Linked DNA regions of Homo sapiens: all the other regions are linked to region 2. A link is a contact called in ENCODE Hi-C or POLR2A ChIA-PET data. All regions are on one chromosome and are shown on one strand. Each heading gives the region's core, a stretch centred on a gene start or an enhancer-like site at or near the end of the contact. The rest is flanking DNA. Distances are from core to core; before and after follow the strand shown.

Evidence for each region. A loop is a pair of places that touch in the nucleus more often than their neighbours do. ChIA-PET counts read pairs that join two places held with the same protein, here RNA polymerase II (POLR2A). Pooled maps may share reads with other maps.
Region 1: a map of ascending aorta shows a loop between it and region 2 (2.1-fold over the local background). The contact joins the enhancer-like site here to the promoter of WNK1 in region 2. A Hi-C loop is called at or near these places in 1 of 168 maps with a recorded cell type or tissue (ascending aorta) and 1 of 50 pooled maps.
Region 3: a map of B cell shows a loop between it and region 2 (27-fold over the local background). The contact joins the promoter of KDM5A here to the promoter of WNK1 in region 2. A Hi-C loop is called at or near these places in 6 of 168 maps with a recorded cell type or tissue (B cell, CD8-positive, alpha-beta T cell, endothelial cell of umbilical vein and 1 more), 10 of 37 single-sample maps with no recorded cell type and 19 of 50 pooled maps. POLR2A ChIA-PET finds 5 or more read pairs at or near these places in 6 of 52 experiments (HEK293, MCF 10A, T-cell and 3 more).

What each region holds. Positions count from the first base shown.
Region 1 is chr12:480,315-483,014 of GRCh38, reverse strand. The region is part of intron 1 of B4GALNT3 (beta-1,4-N-acetyl-galactosaminyltransferase 3); the gene reads right to left. Among named protein-coding and RNA genes, the nearest start is that of B4GALNT3, 22 kb to the right of the region's middle. Within about 2 kb of position 1,439, at least 10 of the 41 ENCODE cell types and tissues checked have a DNase peak (open chromatin) inside an H3K27ac peak, as active enhancers do; they include ascending aorta, where a contact is called at or near this core.
Region 2 is chr12:751,117-753,850 of GRCh38, reverse strand. It overlaps WNK1 (WNK lysine deficient protein kinase 1), which reads right to left and starts at 1,272. Exons shown (of 28, transcript NM_018979.4): 1 at 1-1,272. The coding sequence starts at 285. RefSeq lists enhancers at 1-540, 541-1,259, 2,017-2,066, 2,117-2,216 and silencers at 377-756, 767-1,146, 1,227-1,376.
Region 3 is chr12:388,070-390,769 of GRCh38, reverse strand. KDM5A (lysine demethylase 5A) reads left to right here and starts at 1,450. Exons shown (of 28, transcript NM_001042603.3): 1 at 1,450-1,843. The coding sequence starts at 1,679. It overlaps LOC105369594 (a long non-coding RNA gene), which reads left to right. Exons shown (of 4, transcript XR_007063149.1): 4 at 1-737. It also overlaps a transcript of CCDC77 not described here. RefSeq lists an enhancer at 993-1,287.

The DNA.
Region 1 (2,700 bases), core at 190-2,689, 270 kb after region 2:
AATCACTTGAACCCAGGGGGTTAAGGCTGCAGTGAGCCATGATCATGCCACTGCACTCCAGCCTGGGTGACAGAGTGAGATCCTGTCTCCAGAAAAAAAGAGAGAAAAGAAGAATAACACCTGTGTACACTTTCTTTCCTTCTGAAATGGGGTCTCACTATGTTGCCCAGGCTGGAATGTGGTTGCAATTCACAGGCTCTATCATACATCACTTCAGCCTCAAACCCCTGGGCTCAAGTGAACCTCTCACCTTAGCCTCCTGAGTAGCCGGAACTATAGGTGTGTGCCACGGTGCCTGGCTGCATATGCTTAAGAAACAGACACGTTTTGAAGCCCTCTGTGCCTCTCTCCAATCACATCCCCATCTCTCTCACCGGAAATAACGACCTTCCTGAATGGTTTCCTTGGTTTTCTCTTTACCAAATACAGACGAATCCCCACAACTTTTTTCATCATTGTATCCTCCAAATATTGATCTTTATTGGAACTCAATAAATGTTGGATAAATGAAGGGATGACTGTCCTAACAGAACTTAAAACTGGGATTTTGACTTACTAGCTTTTTAACCTTGGACAAGCCTCTTTCAGCCTCAGTTTCCTCATCTGTAAAAGGAGAGCACAGATTCAATGCTCTCTGGGTTCCCTTCCAGCACAGGTCTATGATTAGCCAAGGAGATGTTTCCTGAAGCTTGGACTTGGCATACATGGACTGTGGCAAGCCACTGACGGACGATATCAGAGCTTCCCCACTGGTGTGCTGTGGCTGCTAGTAGGCTCCAAATGGTAACGTGTCCCAAAGTATCAGCCCTCAGTGCTTGGAGCAGCAGAATCTGAGGGCTGGCAACATCCAACCACAAACCTCTTTATACCCCTATGTGTGTTACAAGTATCTTTTCCTGTCATTTTCTCTGTGTACTAACAGGAAGGAGGTTGAGAAGCACTCAATTAGATTATTGGCTCGGGGTTGAGTGGGAGGCTGGATTTAGCCTATAAACCCAGAACGATTTGGGGACACCCTTTTCTTCCTGTTGCCCCTACCTGCCCCATTTCAGAGGCCCACTGACCTACCATCTAAGATGCCGTATCAATGTTTTCTGGTCTACAAAGCCACCTAGAAAGAGGAGATGGAGGACAGAAATATCTTGATGCAAGAGGGAGGAAGGAAGCACCCTCTGTGCAGAGGGACCCTCATCCAGGCTTCCCCACAGCTGAGGCTGAGGCAGGAATATGCCCCCAAGAGCAGACCTGGAGCGCTGTGTCCAGGGCTCCCTGCAGGGCGGCTGAGACTCCCCCCAGCCATCCAGCCCAGCTGCCTGGGCCCAGCCACAGCTGTTGGCAAAGAGTCTCCAGGTCTAAAATTAGCTCCGCTCTCCACCCAGGCAGCTCCACCATGCACTCTGGCAGACAGGGGCCCTGCGGTGAGGTAATGACTGGGGCCTGTCTGCCTGGCCTCAGGACAACACAGGGTTAGGAGAAGGCAGCACAGAGCAAAGTCCCACTTTCCCACCATGGCCAGCCTCAGCTGGGCACTGGAGAAACCACGAGAATCAAGAGTGACTGGATGTGGGCAGCTGGACTCCTGATTTGCTTCTGGTTTTCCTCCATGTCTGCACCCATGGTGCCTACCCCGTCATATCCTAAGGCACACCAAGGAAAGGAAAGCAACCCTTCACTGAGAGCTTGATGTGCTAGCTTTTCAACTTGCTGCCACGGCACTGTGAGGTCAGGGCCATTATTCCCATTACACAGAACGCCACGGGGATGCTCATCCCCTTAGTTGACCTAAGCCAGTGACCCTGGGAGGAAGCATCCAGAGTCCCACCCCTCTTCTTTGGAGGGGAAGTCTGCTTCCTCCAGGGGCACCTCTGGTGAAAGCTCCCTCCCTCCCTGAGGCATGGCCATGACTCACTAACTCCCACCTCGCCTTCCCTCAGCGTCTGATGGTCTTTGTGGTGGGAGCTGCCAAAATAAGCAGCCAATTCCATGGCCAATCCCTGGGCAGAAATCCCTCCCACCCCTGGGCTAAGCACACAGCAGTGTTTCTGTGTTGGCTGCCGAGCAGGCAGGGAGAGATAGAGGCAAGGCTGAGAGGGACTGGTCCAGTCCTTGGCCTGCAAGGGCAGAGGAGGAGGCTGTGACAAAGATGACCACGGTCACCAGGGCCTGGGGAAGTGCCCCCAAGTCCCTGCGCCTCTCCCGCCAAAGGCTCCCCAGAGATGTCTAAGGACCATCGTCCATGACCCATGCAATTGCACCCCTCCTCACAGCCCCCGCCTATGGAGCCCACCCTTTTATTCTCAGGTGACAGGAGGAGGGGTGAGGACAGCCGCGGTCCCGGAGATAAGGCTGGGCCTGGGTCCCACTCCCCGTCCTGCTTGAACGAGAAGGCGAGGTCACCAATAGGAACCCAGGCATCTCCCCAGGGCTCCTTATCATAGTCTTTCTCCAGCCACGGCCAACTCAGAATCCCCAGTGCTAAGGCCAATGCATTTTCTTTGGGAATAATGTCAGTCAGGGGGACCTCAGGAACCAGGCCGTCAAGCCTTCCGTAATGTCAGGGTCAGAGGGACCTCAGGAACCACACCGTCAAGCCTTCCGTGTTTACGGAAAAGGAAACTGACGTCCGGGGGCAGAGCTGACCTGCTCAAAGTCACAGAGCCAGTTCCCACAGAACCAAGACTGGACCCCACACAGCCTGAA
Region 2 (2,734 bases), core at 23-2,522:
AAGCTCCAGTGCAGTGGCATTGGAGTCACAGATGACGCTCCGGCGGAAGAAGCGGTGCTCAGTGGTGGTAGTGGTCGCGGCCGCCCCACGGCTGTCCTTGTCCATAGTGTGGCGGCGGCGCCTGTACTCCTCGGTCCTGCCGGTCACAGCGTCGGCGGCCGCGGCTCCCAGTTTCTCCCCCACGGAGGAATCGGAGCTGGAGCCATTCTTGGGGGCAGGAGCCGGCGGCGAGAGGAACAGGGAACCGGGAGTGCTGCTCTGCTTCTCTGCGGCGCCGCCAGACATGGTCGGTTCGCTGGAGAGAGGCGAGCGGGCTCGGATTCGTGAACGAAAAGGGCGTGAAGGGCCGAGCCGCCCGCGCAGAGGTCTGCAGGGAACCGCGGCCGGGCGGGTTCGCGCCGACCCGGACGACGCCTCACTCAGCACCGACAAGCCGCAACGAGGGACAGGCGGACCGCTGGGCCCAGCTGCGGCGGGGGCTGGCACCGAGGCTGCTGCGGCTCACGAGGAGGGCTCGAAGGCGGGCGATTCGGGAGCTGAGCCACGGGGGTTAGCGCCGCACGGTCCGCATCCATCCTGCGGCGAGCGGCGGCCGGGCGGGCGGTGGCAGCAGAGGCGCCGCAGTCATGAGGGGAGGGCCAGGGGCCGGCACCGAGTCGAGGCGGATGCGGCGGACGCGGCTCCCACTGCCGCCGCTCGCCGAGCTGGGCGGGCTAGGCCCAGAGGGCGGCGGCACCGCGAGCACGGGACCAGGTCCGACGCCCGGGCGGTGGCGGCCCCGGGGCAGAGGAGTGGGAGGGGCCGAGGCGGGCGAGGGAAGGCCGCGGCCCGGCTCCCGGTCACTCGGGCGGCCGCCTCCTCCCACACGCGCCCCCAGCGATGGGGACCGGCCTCACAGGTCGCCCATCGCCCAGAGGCGAAGGGCCGGAGCCTCGGAGCCTCGGCGCCTGAGGAGCGGGCCCCCCCTTCCCCGAGGCCTCCCCGCCCGCCCCAGGCCTGGCAAACCCGTCTCCTCCCGGGCCGGTGCCGGGGGCTGACGGAGGAGGGAACGGCGGGGAGGGGAGGGCCGCTCACCGCGGGGCCCGAGCTCCGCTGCTTCTCTGAGGCAAGAGGAGAGGAGACCTAGAGGACTGGGTGAGGGGGAACAGGGAGAGAAAAGAGCAGCCACCCCCACCAGGCGCCTTCTGTCACCGAAGATGGGGGTGCGGAGTGGCCGAGAGAGGAGCCGCGTCCACCCGGGAAACTCTCCGCGCTAAATGGCGCCGGGAGTCTGAAGCCTCCACACAGCCCGCTCGGATCCCGCCCCCCGCCGCCCGGAGCAGCCCCACCCCCCAACTCGCTCCGGGGCTTTTGCGCAGGCGTGCTAGCCCCGAGGCACCCTGGGACTTATAGTTTACGGGTTGGCGGGGATGAACGGGACCTAGAAGAAAAGTGCCTACGACTTCCGTGATGCCTTGCGGTTGCTGTAGCCTAATGCCTCGTGGGAGTTGTAGTTTTCTTTGGAAACCGTCCCTTCTGAAAGGCTGATGGGAGCGTCATCACGGGTCGCTCAACCCCATCCCGAAGTCCGCGCGAGCTTAGGAAAATCATTATTTAGGGATTAATTGTGGAAGAAGGAAAGGAAGGAAAAAAAAAAAAAAAAGAAGAGGAACGAGCGGGCGGGGGGTGGGGGGGGGGATGGAAAGACTCCCATCATGCTCTGCTAAGCTAGAGAGCTCTTAGGGTTGCCATGCAATGAAAAATGATCTGTTGTTCATCTTTAATGGAGAGAGCCTCAGTAGTGTTGAGTGACTGCAGGGCTGTGAGGGTGGAAGGGAAGGGCAAAGCAGGATAACCGGAGCCTGAGCTCTGAGTCGGAGGAGGGGAAAAGAAACTTTGTGAAGATTGTGCATGAAATTAATATTGATTAAACGGATTGGAGGAGGAGACACGGAGGATTACCTTCCATCCTCCTCCCCTCATCAATTAAGGCCACATTCTCAGCTCCCGGCCGAGACGGATATTCTGGCTCTCAAAAAAGGGCTGCCTTACTGAAATCGGGGATCCTAGTGAACTCTATCTTTGCTTTGTCTGAAAAATAATAAAAGGGGGGTTGGGGGAGCGGTGGATTCAAGAAAAGATAAGGTCTACGGATCTATGGGTCTTTGACCACACTTGGGGGGCTGGGCTGACTTCTGCCTTTGTAGTTGGTTGAAACTTATTTTCCACCTTTCTTCTGCTGGTGGCTTCGTGAAACAACACCCCCTCTTTCTCTAGAGCTCCTGAATGTCCACATGCAATGTCTACAAAGGCTCTGGGCCCGGGAAATGTGGATCCATGCGGCTTGCCGCCATGGAATGTTTTTCTTGAAAGCATCCTTGTCTGCCTGGACCCCTGTGCTCTTCGCAACTACTCAAGATGTGGAGGGGACGAGCACCAGGGGGCACCAGACCGAGTAGGAAGCCGGACTCGGGAGCAGACTGCAGTTTAAAAGCCTCAGTCCAACCGGTGGAGAGCGGGAAGCGCTGAAAACGTACGCAACCGCATCAGAGCGTCCGGACGCGGCCGCCTCTCTTCAGCGCCCGCTGCGGAACAAGCTCGAAAGCGCGCGTCGGGGCCGAGGACCACGCTGCGAGCGAGCAGCTAGCAAGGAACTCGGCAGGAGGTTCCTTAGCACAGTTATCGGATGAGCTCCACCTACAGAAGTCTTGCCCTGCAGTTCATGTTAATTCATCTGATACGTAAAATACTTAAC
Region 3 (2,700 bases), core at 201-2,700, 360 kb after region 2:
CAATAAGATGTGTGTGTGTGTGTGTGTGTGTGTTTATAAAGATATTTATTTTAAGGACTTGACTCACTTGATTATAGAGCTTCCAAGTCCAAAATCTGCAGGGTGGGTTGGCAGGCTGGAGGCCAGGGAAAAGGTGATGCTACAGTTCAAGTCTGAGAGCCATCTACTGGCAAAATTCCTTCTTGCTCATGGAAGGTCAGTCTTTTGTTCTATTCAGGCCTTCAGTTGATTGGATAAGGCCTACTCACATTATGGAGGGCAATCTGCGTTATTCAAAGTCCCCTGATTTGTTACTCAGAGGTGAGAAAAATCATGGTGTACTAAAGTCACCACAAAAACTTCTGTAGATCATATGGAGAAGCAGGAGAGATGAAGCTGGAGAGCAAAGCAGCAAATCAGCAATTAAAAAAGATGTTTGGAGTTGTTGAGTTTGGAGATGAAAAGTGACAAGATGAATTCTGGATTTTAGACAAAGCAATCCAACGTGTGGATGGAGAGGGATTTGAGAGGAGAAATCAGCTGTTGTCAGTAAGAGTATTTAAATTAGGATACTGGTAACGGGGATGGAGAGACACACGATTATACATGGGAAGTGAGAGCAGAAAGAATTAGGATTATTTCTTGATTTTTTTTTTTTTTTTTTTTTTTTGCTCAGGCAACTGAATAGATGAAGTCATTAATGGAAACCAGGAACACTGAAGAAACAGTGAACAATTAAAGTACTTTGAGTTATCAAAGTGAGATGTCCTGCAGGTAGCTAGACGATACTGGCTGGTAATTCAGGAGAGCTGCTGCGTCCTGTGTAAAAGGAAAAGCAATTCATGGATGGTGGCTAAAGCCAGCTGGCAGGATTTAGGGGATGGGTTAGACCTGCACTTGTTTTGATGGAGAAGAGGCGGGTATAAAGTGGCAGAGTGAGATTACTGTAAAATATCTGCATTCAAAGGGCTAAAAAAAGAGAAATGCTGGAAAGGCTACTTGCTATAAACGCAGCAGGGTAGGTTAAAACAAATTACGAAGCACGGGCGGTGAGGCGCGGTGCTTAAGATTAAGCCCGGCGTGTTTTCGAGTGCACTGATACACAAAAGGGAAAGGGACCCTCCTCACCGGAAGCACAACCTCTGCCCTCTGGGGCATTACACATTCCTCCGCGCCGGAAGAAAGCGTCACGTCGCGTCGCGCCTCGCCCCGCCTCGTTGCGCCTCGCCCCGCCTCGCCCCGTCGGCTTCCCTCAATCCGTACCTCTAGTAAAGAAGAGCTTGTGCCCCTCCCCGACCCCTTACCAAGGGCGAGCTGCGTGGAGTCGTTGGACTGGGCAGAACTTTGGCGGGCAAGGAGACAAACAGCCACACTGTGCTGCCGGGGAAGAGAAGAAGAAGGAAAGGCCAGACACACAGGCGTCGTGCAGCTGCGGAAGGATTCCGTTTCCTGCAGGGGGCGGAGGGATTTGACAGCACGGTAACTTCCGGAAAAGTCCTGAACCTCAGTGGAAAAGCCTTGCAAGAAACAATAACAAACGGGAGGAGGAAGCGATTCTGGGGTTTCTGTGTTGAACGGTTCTTGTCCGCGAAGATGCGCTTCGGCCTCTGTCAGGGGACTTGAACGGGCTTAGTGGGCTTCAGCCAGCTTTTCTCCACCGGTTCCCCACGGGGACCCCCCCCCCCCCCCGGCCGTTGCAATGGCGGGCGTGGGGCCGGGGGGCTACGCGGCGGAGTTCGTGCCACCGCCAGAGTGCCCCGTCTTTGAGCCGAGTTGGGAGGAGTTCACAGATCCGCTCAGCTTTATCGGCCGCATCCGGCCTTTGGCGGAGAAAACCGGCATCTGCAAAATTCGGCCGCCCAAGGTACCTCAGTCTGTGAAGAGAGAGGGGGAGAAGGAAGAATGGGGGAGTCCGTACACTGGGTTTAGCTTTACTTTTCTGATCCTTGTCTCGTTTCATATGTACTCTCTTTTGAGACAACTGGAGCCTGTTTCTGGATGTTTTTGCCTCGGTTTCTTTTGTGGTCTTATGTAGACACGTCTGAAAGCGAGAAAGTGGTGTCTCTTGGGCCTCTTCCGCCTAGAACTTGGGAACTGATACTTTTCTCTCAGCCGTGGGCCTAAAGCCTTTCGTTAGCCGATATGGTGTTTAAAGTACAGTATTATGACGTGACGTATTCTTCCCTCACGTATCCTCATTATGGTTTGATAGTCGGCTATCTCTTTATTCAAGACCTGGTTGGATCAAATATTTGCAGGCCTCATCTCAGGGCTAGGGTTTCTGAAAAGGTTATCTGAGCTCTAGTCTCACCGGATGGTATTACTAGACAAGAACTCCAGACTAATTATTGCCGCAGTGAAAAAGTCTTAGCGGGGAAAGAGAAGGAGCAGCAATAATTCTAAAATTTAGAGGTTTAGGAAAAATTGGTTTATAGTGGAGGTGGAAGGAAATGTTGAAATCTCTTGACGTAGGGAACTCAAGATCAACGATTTTAGAATCACAGTTATTGCAGATAACTAGGTTTGCCTATAAGGTTAATTATAATCTCACCTTTGAGGTAAGGAAAACAGATACTATCCCTTGTGTGGAGGGGATTAATGCCCCAAGAGGTTGAGTGATTACTCAAGGTCAAAGGTGTTTTTCTTTACTCATTAGACCAGTGCTTTTTAAATGATGTTGCTGGACCACTTGCACCAGGGTCAACTGGATGCTTGTTTAAA